Regions from separate parts of the Mus musculus genome. Here region 1 is linked to region 2. Evidence: chromatin loops called from intact Hi-C (ENCODE). Cell type or tissue: heart. All regions are shown on one strand. Links, peaks and the distances in the headings refer to the core of each region. The heading gives the core; the rest is flanking DNA.

Region 1 (4,387 bases), core at 168-4,167, 66 kb before region 2:
GAGGATTCCAGTCTTTATTGTCAGCATATCAGCAGTTCAATTCACATGAATCAGCAGTGGTACCTTGATCCACTCACAAACACCATTCACAAATCAGCAACAGCAGTTCAATCCAGAAGAAACCCTGAGGCTCTGCAAATTGATCCAAGTCCAAAGAAGTGGCAAGCCAGAATATTATGAGAACGAGAAGTTATCTGGTGCGTTTCTCTCTATGATGTCTCGAAGTCACAACAAGCAATGATCAGCAAAGAAGGCAAGATTAACCAATGCCACAGCACTGTTAGTGAAGATCTGCATCAGCAAAGTCAAAGGAAGACCAGTAAAGAGTGACAAGGCTAACCAATGTCAGAGACCGGTGGATTATACTTCTACTCTTTCCAAATATCCACAAGTCCTCTCAAGTATCCACTCCAGCAAAACATCACATGCCCTTTTTCCAGGCAGTTTCCAGAAAAATACCATGTGTCTGTTCTCAGCAAAACATCCTCTCATAAGACAGCTTCCGGAAAAACATCACACGACACAACTGAGTCTCCAAAGAAGCCAGAAATGTCTACTTCAACCTGGCTTCTGCTTTTGACTTTTTATTAGAAGGCTGAGGATTTAACAGAGGGCCAGAGAAATATAATTTTTTCCAATGAGATATACTATTTACACAAAATTAAACTAAACCACGTAAAATAGGTTTAGACTTTTATTATTCTTTTTCCCAATTTCCTAAGTGTTTGTACATAATCATGTTCGCATGTATGTGGTCAAATGTGTGGGGAGGTGTGGACATGTATTTGTGTGTATTTGCATGTGTGTGGTCACACATGTGGGGAGGTGTGGACATGTATTTGTGTGTATTTGCATGTGTGTGGTCACACATGTGGGGAGGTGTGGACATGTATTTGTGTGTATTTGCATGTGTGTGGTCACATGTGTGGGGAGGTGTGGACATGTATTTGTGTGTATTTGCATGTGTGTGGTCACATGTGTGGGGAGGTGTGGACATGTATTTGTGTGTATTTGCATGTGTGTGGTCACATGTGTGGGGAGGTGTGGACATGTATTTGTGTGTATTTGCATGTGTGTGGTCACATGTGTGGGGAGGTGTGGACATGCATTTGTGTGTACCCTGAGGCTTGTGGCTGATGCTGGGAATCAATCTGGCAGGTTGAGGTTGCTCTTCCTCTTTATTCATTGAGACTAGGCCTCTCAGTCGAACCCAGAGTTTGCTGATATAACACAACCAACAAGCACATGAGTGTGGCAGGCATGTAAGTCGGCAGATGACCCAAGTCAAGGTGTTTGGGTACAGTTAGAGCTGAGAACAGGGCTTCTGCCTGAGGTAGCCAGGAAAGACTGTCTTAATTTCTACCGGTCTTAGAGTGAAAATCAAAGGAAGAGGAGGGGAAAGTTGAGAGGCAGAAACTGGTTTTTTGTTTGTTTGTTTGTTTACTTCACCTGATTACTTGTTTCCACGTCTAGACCTACGGGAAGGTAGAGTGACTACCAATTCCAAGTAGGAGAAGCTGTGTGAGAAGCAAAATGTGCTGAGCCAGGAAGGTCTCAGTCTGTGGTTCCTAAAGGTGTACACCAGTTTAATGACTGCCACTCTTCAAAAAACATTCCAGAACCCCTGAGAATGTGCTAGGCTAGTGTTTTTCAAGTTGAGACATACTAGAAATGTGTTACCATTCCTTCTGGAGCTCCCCTCTGAGTCAGAAGTCCTAGGACCCAGGCATCTGTTTAAAATAGCTATGTAGTGAGTTTCACCTGAGACTGTTGTACTTTAGGTATTATGTGCCAGGCAGGGCCCAGTATGAAACAGGTAGAGCTGATCCTTGACTCTTTGATATATTTTAATTTTATCATTGAAGGGAAGGGTGTGCAGTTCTCTTGGGTTTTTCGTCTTCTCTCCTTTCACTATGGATGTCTCTTTTCACCAGGTAGTCCCCTTTGTGTGGCCGATGCCTCTCTCTCTCTCTCTCTCCCTCCCTCCCTCACCCCCGAGCCTGGGTGTCTCTATGTAGTCTTGGCTGTCCTAGAATTCGATATGTAGACCATGCTGATGTCGAACTCACAAAGATTCACCTGCATCTGCTTTCTGAGTGTTGGGAGTAAAGGCTTGAGACACTGTGCCAGGTTGGTGAACAGCTGATTTCAATGAGGTGACGTGTAAACTGGGATGGAGGGGAGGAGAAGACAGAGCAGGTGTGCTCAGATCATACCGACAAGGGCTAGGGATGTCTTAGAGGGTGAACATCAACACTAAAACCTGGAGAGGAATCTGCACCACTGAGAAACACTGTAACTCCTCACAGAAAAGAGGTAGCCTCGGTCTGGAGAAATGGCTAGAGAAAAGTAAGGTAGTGACGAAGTGAGCAGGCTAAAGGCCGAACTGCTTCCAAACCACCCTTGTCCACCGACACGTCCATCTTTGCCTTCACTGGTTGGTTCTGAAAAAACTCTTCTAAGCTTTACACCCGCTCCCGGGCGTGGCTCAACTCTTCTGGGACTCTCCGCCTGCAATCTACTGTTGCCCGGGATGGACCCGCCCAACGTGATGACGTCAGAGCGCGCGAGCCCTCGGGAGGAGGAGTAGGGGCTGCGGGCCGGCGGACGCTCAGGCTTCGGTAACCTGTGCTGGGCGGGGGAGAGGAAGGGGCGGGGCGGGGAGCCCCCCGGAGTTGCTGTGTTGCGGACGGGGCCCGGAGCGGGAGTCCTTGGCACGCTCAGCTCTCGTTTCTTCCCCGCAGCAGGCCCCGCACGGCCAGGCGATGGAGTTTCCGGACCTCGGGGCTCACTGTTCCGAGCCGAGCTGTCAGCGCTTGGGTGAGGGGCGGAGCACGCGGGAGGCGGGGCCGGACGGCTGGGGCTGGGGACTGCAGGTAGGGCCAGGAGGGTGAGCACTGGAGCTGGAAAGGCCAGGAGGGCGGGGCTCGAAGTTGTGGGCGGAGACTAGGGGCGTGGCCAAATTGATCGTGTACTGTGAAAGAGGTACAGTGTGTTGCAAATAGGGCAGAGTTTTTCCTACCTGAGTAGCAGCTTTGCGCAAGAGGAAAGGACATCTAAGTTTCCTTTGAACCCGCAATCTGACCCATTCTCTGTAGATTTTTTGCCACTCAAGTGCGATGCCTGCTCGGGCATCTTCTGCGCAGACCATGTGGCCTACGCCCAGCATCACTGTGGATCAGCTTACCAAAAGGTGAGGGGGCGATCGTGAGGGTGGCAGGGGTTGGTGTATGGAGAGGAGAGCGGGTGCAGATGCTTTCAGGATCTGTCTATTTTATGTTTTCCCCTCTTAGTTATTGTGTTTCTAAGCCCAGCACTGGGTAACTTTGTTTTTTGTGTATTTGTGAGTGGTATATCCGGGTTCTTTAAGAGATTGCTTGGCTCTCATACTGACTCCTGACCCTTGACTATAGGATATCCAGGTACCTGTGTGCCCTCTCTGTAATGTGCCTGTGCCGGTGGCCAGAGGAGAGCCTCCTGACCGTGCTGTGGGAGAGCACATTGACAGAGACTGTCGTTCTGACCCAGCACAGCAAAAACGCAAGGTAAATAAATAATGGAGGGGTTAGTGAGACAACCCAGCGTAGTATACGGACATCTGCAAACCCAAAAGGCTAGCTCCATGGGGGCCAGAGGAGAAGATGAGTTTCCTAAATAACAAACCCTGTTTCATCTCAGATCTTCACCAATAAGTGTGAACGTTCTGGCTGCCGGCAGCGGGAGATGATGAAACTGACTTGTGATCGCTGTGGCCGAAACTTCTGCATCAAGCACCGTCATCCCCTGGACCATGAATGCTCTGGGGAAGGTCATCAGACCAGCAGGGCAGGGTAATTACCACCAAATAGCCAACTTGCTTTGCTTCAGCCATGTCTTCCTTGACCAAGGCAGTCTTTATGCTTTTTGCTCCATTTTGCTTGCAGTGCTGTGGACTGAAACTAGGCAAGCAAGCACTCTGCCCCTGAGGTACTGCCTTGGCCCTTTTGTTGTTTTGAGAGGTTTCACTTCTTAGCCCAGGCTGGCTTCAAACTTGTGGCAGTCCTCCTGCCTCAGACCCTCCAGTGCTGAAATTACAGCATACATTACTTCCAGCTCCCTTTATTCCTTGGAGACAAGAGTCCACAAAGTTGCCCCGGCTGTCATTGAACTCACTGTGCCCTGTACAATTTTCAGTTTTTCAGTCTGAACTTTCCAGGTAGCTGAAATTACTGACTACCCTCCTGACACCCAAAGCCTGTGCTGGAAGATTTATTAGAATGGTTTTCTTTTCTTCCCTTCAGGCTTGCTGCTATTTCTAGAGCACAAGGTCTGGCTTCTACAAGCACCGCCCCCAGTCCAAGCCGGACCTTGCCTTCATCATCCTCCCCAAGCAGGTAGGCCTACCCAT
Region 2 (4,387 bases), core at 230-4,229:
GTTGGTGGCTACCAAACCTAACATTACTCTGTGTTTATCATTTTTTCCTTTCTTCTGGGACAGGGTCTTGTTATGTAATCCAACTTGGCCTTCAACTCATGATCCTCCTAGGTGCTGGCATTACAGGTATGTTCCACTGCACCTGAGTTTTTTTGTTTTTGTTTTTGTTTGTTTGTTTTAATAAAGACTTTTTAAAAAAGATTTATTTATTTATTATAAGTACACTGTAGCTGTCTTCAGACACTCCAGAAGAGGGCGCCAGATCTCACTACGGATGGGTGTGAGCCACCATGTGGTTGCTGGGAACTGAACTCAGGACCTTTGGAAGAGCAGTCAGTGCTCTTAACCACTGAGCCATCTCTCCAGCCCAAAGACTTATTTTTTAAAAGCCTGGCACGGTGGTATGTGACTAAATCTAACACTCAAGAGGCAGGTGGATCGCTAAATTCTACAGAGTTAGTTCCAGGATAGACGGGGCTATACGGAGAAACGTGATGCAAAAACCAAACAAAATAAAACAAGATTTACTTTAAAAGCAATGTGTGTTTGTATGTGTCTCTGTGTGTATCTATGCATACCGGTGCCCACGGAGGTCAGAAGAGGGCATCAGATCTCCTGAGGCTGGGTTTGCAGAAGGCTGTATTTGGGTGCTACCTAGTGTGGATACTGGGATCCAAACATATCCACTGTAAAAGCTCTGCAGGCTCTGAACCACATATCTCTCCAGTCCCTCTTTATTTTTTAACATAATTTCCACTGTTTATTCATTTGTGGTTTTTTTGTTGTTTGTTTGTTTTCAAGACAGGGTTTCTCTGTGTAGCCCTGAGTCAGTGACTGCGTAGTTCTTGCTTTGTAGGCCAGGCTGGCTAGATGAAGCCTTGTCTCAACATTCCCCACTACCACGCTAGAGGTGGTGGGACCTGGGAGAATGAGTCGATAAATAAGGCAGAGTAAAGTCTCACGCAACAGCCAACTCTTTATCCAGAGCATCAATTTATACTCTGAGGGCTAAGAGAAGTCTCATGGGTAAAGTGTACAATCACAAGGCAGGACACAGGGAGTAGACAATTCACACTTGACAGAAAACGTGTTTTTCCACAGAAGCACATAAACGGGTAATGGGCAATTGTAACAAATAATCTGAAGTAAAAATCTGAAGTAACCTCACTCCTCCTTGCTACACCCGAGAGGGGAACAATAGCATAGTCCAAGAATAATCTCATGTTTTGAGGACACTGAGGTCACAAGCACTAAGAAATCTCCTCACATGACTCCATTCTCGGACCATGCCTCCCCTCCCCCAAGAATGGGTTTATAAAAATTATACTGAGTCCTGGAAGTACATTCACCTGGCAGTATTAAAATTTTTAAAAAGAAGTTTGTTTTGCAAATTCTTTTGACTTCCTTTGTGAATGAAGAAAAGTAAGCCTTTATCTGCTTCTGCTAGGTATGTTCCATGCATTCATTTATATCCTGTCAAGTTCTAAGTATTGGTTACATAGCTCAGGCTGCCCTCTAATTTTGACCCTTTGGTCTCAGCCTCCTGCATTCTTTGTTTCTTTGTGTAGACAGGTCCTCACTCTGCAGTCCGGGCTGAGCTGACACTATTTAGACTGGCCTTGAACCTGAAGTAGCTCTCCCTCCTCAGCCTTCCAAAGGTTGAGACTACACCTCGGATTTAGACTATAGTGCAGGTGCAATGTTTATTGTATGCACACACCTGAGTCATACATAGCATCCAAGTGGCGATCAGAGGAGCCATCTCACCAGTCCTGGCTTTTCTATTCTATCCTTTTTTTTTTTTTTAATGTTTCTGAGTACACTGTAGCTGTCTCCAGACACACCAGGGAGGGCATTGGATCCCATTACAGATGGTTGCGAGCCACCCTGTGGGGGAATTGAACTCAGAACCTCTGGAAGAACAGTCAGTGCTCTTAACCACTGAGCCATCTCTCCAGCCTGGCTTTTCTTAATATCACATTCCTGGTAGGTGCTAGCCTGCTGTGTGTTGAGATGAGAGAAAGAGAAAAATAGCAAAAACTTGGAAGATTTTGGAGTAATTTACTTACTCTTGATTTGTTTAAACCAAATATAAGTACTTCTTGGTCCTTGGGTCAGTCAGAATTCGATTGCAATCAGCAGAAGCTAACCAAGAAAATTAAACCACCAACAAAACAAAACAAAATAAAGCAAAGCAAAGCAAAACTAAACTAAATCAACCATTTCCCGCCACTAAATCACCCTCAAATTAGCAACGTATGGAACTCGCATCGATTCAGTCAATGCAGGGCTGGCAGCCAAACCTCAAACAGCAGTGACAAAGGAGGTCTGGCAGCTCTGTCCCCTCCCTCCCGACAGTGATCATCTGTCCTCAGCACGGGGACAGACACTTCCTCCTCCAGGCACAAGAGGCCGCTGAAGGACCCACAGCAACCTGCACTACACAGAAGCAAATTCTTAGCCACCTTCACCTTCATCTCTCTTTCTCTATTCAGATTTGAAGTCCCACTTAGTCGTGACTTCTCATTGGCAGAACTCATCTTGTGCCTGCACCCTTAGATCAGGGAAGCAAGAGCCTCAAAGTTCTGTGGTAGATACTTCATCTCTTATTAAGGCTGAAACAACCAAAATTCCCCAAGTGTAGGTAGGAAGTCTCTAGATGTAGGCAGGAGTTCAGAAGGTGGGGAGACAGGAAAAGGGGACAAAATGACGGCAGCCTTCCCTTGGTTGGTGCTCAAGCTGTTGCTTTGATGAGATGTCCCCAGGTCACCTGTCCTGAAACACTGACTGGACTCATACAACCATTCCTGCTTGGGTCATGTGTGACACCAGAAAGCATTATGCTAATAACAGCTTCCATAAACCATGCTTCATTTGACTTCTAACAACTCTAGGTGTTACCTATACTTAAGGGGGAAAACAGGCCTTGGATGTTCCCAAGTCACACAGCAGCATCCGGTTGCAAGGCCAGGTCTCCCTGCTCTCAGAGTTCTGAGTTTCCCAGTGGGTTCTGCTGATAGGCTGTGTGTGTGTGTGTGTGTGTGTGTGTGTGTGTGTGTGTGTGACATCCCATGCCATTTTTTATCCCTCCCCCAGTGCTGGGAATTGAGGCTAAGTAAGGTCTGGCGGCTGCTGGGCAAGCACTCTACCCCTAAGCTATCCCCATAGCTTTACATTCTTAGTACCTTCTGGCAGCATCTACTAAGAAAACAGTACACTAATGTCTAGGAATTGGCCAGATGGAATAAAACAAGACCCACTTCTGGAAGGTTCCCTTTTCCTGAGATCTGAATCCAGAAATCATTCTGAGGCTAAATAGATCTACTTACGATCAGCTGTGGAAGAGAAACGTTGAGTCTACTAATTTCCTCATACTAGGCTCTTCTACCTCACCCTTTCTAGGTCAAAAATGTTAAAAGTCTTCCAAGTGTTATTCGGCTGTCCAACTGATACGTTTCAATTCTGACTAAAGACTAAGGGGATGACGAACGAAGGAGGACACAATTCTTACCTTGTATAATTTACATTCTACTGGGGGAGATAGATGATCATCAAATAAATGTTAATTTGTGGCTCTGACAGTGTGGAGAAGAAAATGCCACGAGACTCTATAAAAAGCAGGTCTGACCTACTCAGGGGAGCCAGGGCAGCCTCTTTTGAAGACTTAGCACTGGAGCTAAGCTATGAAGAAGGGTTAGGCCCAGAGGAGACTCGGTGAGTCTTGGAGGTGATGGCCTGGGGGAAGTACTCAGGGATCGTGAAGCACTTTTAGAGGCCAGCGACAGGACAGGGGACCCGCACCTAGCTTGCGGACCGCCCCTCTGCCTGTGTTTGAGAGACTGCGTCATAGCTGGAAAGATATAGCCGACTTCAGCCTCCTAAGTCCCACCTGGGAATGACGTCGCCTGGGTGAAAAACTAAAATAAACGGCTCCGCCCTCATCTCCCAGCAGCCCCTGCAGCGCCCCCGCCCCCCCCGCCCCCGCCCCCTCGTGTGACCGGCCGAGCCGGCCCTCTGAGTCTCTAGTAGTTTCCAGGGCGCTGACGCATGCTTGCGCACACAACCCAGCCTGGCGTGTCGTACGCAGTGGCCGCGAGCCGGGCAGCGGGTGCTAGGCGGTTCCCCTGCGGGGGGCAGGGGCGGGACTCCCGGCAGAGGAGGTGCGGTCCCAGCTGGGTCAGGTTGGGGGTTCAGATCGGGTTACTAGACTTAGGGGGTTCGGGTAGGGCTCCCCACTCCTGCCGTGAGATAGCCCTGGGCACCGGCCTGCGGGACCAGATAAAGGCTGCGAAGGAGCCTAGTCACTGGCCGCAGGCGTGGCTCCCCGGCCCGATTCCACCTCGAAGTGTCGCCTGCCTGCCCGGGGTTGCGGCCGCACGGAGCTGCG

Evidence for each region. Hi-C counts contacts between places; a loop is a spot of excess contacts. Peaks named below come from ENCODE experiments on the same cell type or tissue, not always from the same donor. Only the 100,000 strongest peaks of a DNase experiment are listed, where the experiment ranks them.
Region 1: it touches region 2 in a loop (1.9-fold over the local background); 1 of 42 quality-filtered maps calls a loop at or near these places.

The regions. Positions count from the first base shown.
Region 1 is chr1:75,166,087-75,170,473 of GRCm38, forward strand. Zfand2b (zinc finger, AN1 type domain 2B) reads left to right here and starts at 2,560. Exons shown (of 10, transcript NM_001159905.1): 1 at 2,560-2,621; 2 at 2,745-2,820; 3 at 3,099-3,193; 4 at 3,414-3,545; 5 at 3,679-3,830; 6 at 4,281-4,373. The coding sequence starts at 2,766. In heart, for the core only: no CTCF peak of the experiment used is centred there; DNase peaks (open chromatin) are centred at 2,575 and 2,865; H3K4me3 peaks cover 1,792 bases; H3K27ac peaks cover 1,414 bases.
Region 2 is chr1:75,232,430-75,236,816 of GRCm38, forward strand. It overlaps Dnajb2 (DnaJ heat shock protein family (Hsp40) member B2), which reads left to right and starts at 3,994. Exons shown (of 9, transcript NM_001159883.1): 1 at 3,994-4,160. In heart, for the core only: CTCF peaks have their summits at 253 (motif pointing right) and 2,401; DNase peaks (open chromatin) are centred at 2,382 and 4,072; H3K4me3 peaks cover 808 bases; H3K27ac peaks cover 1,473 bases.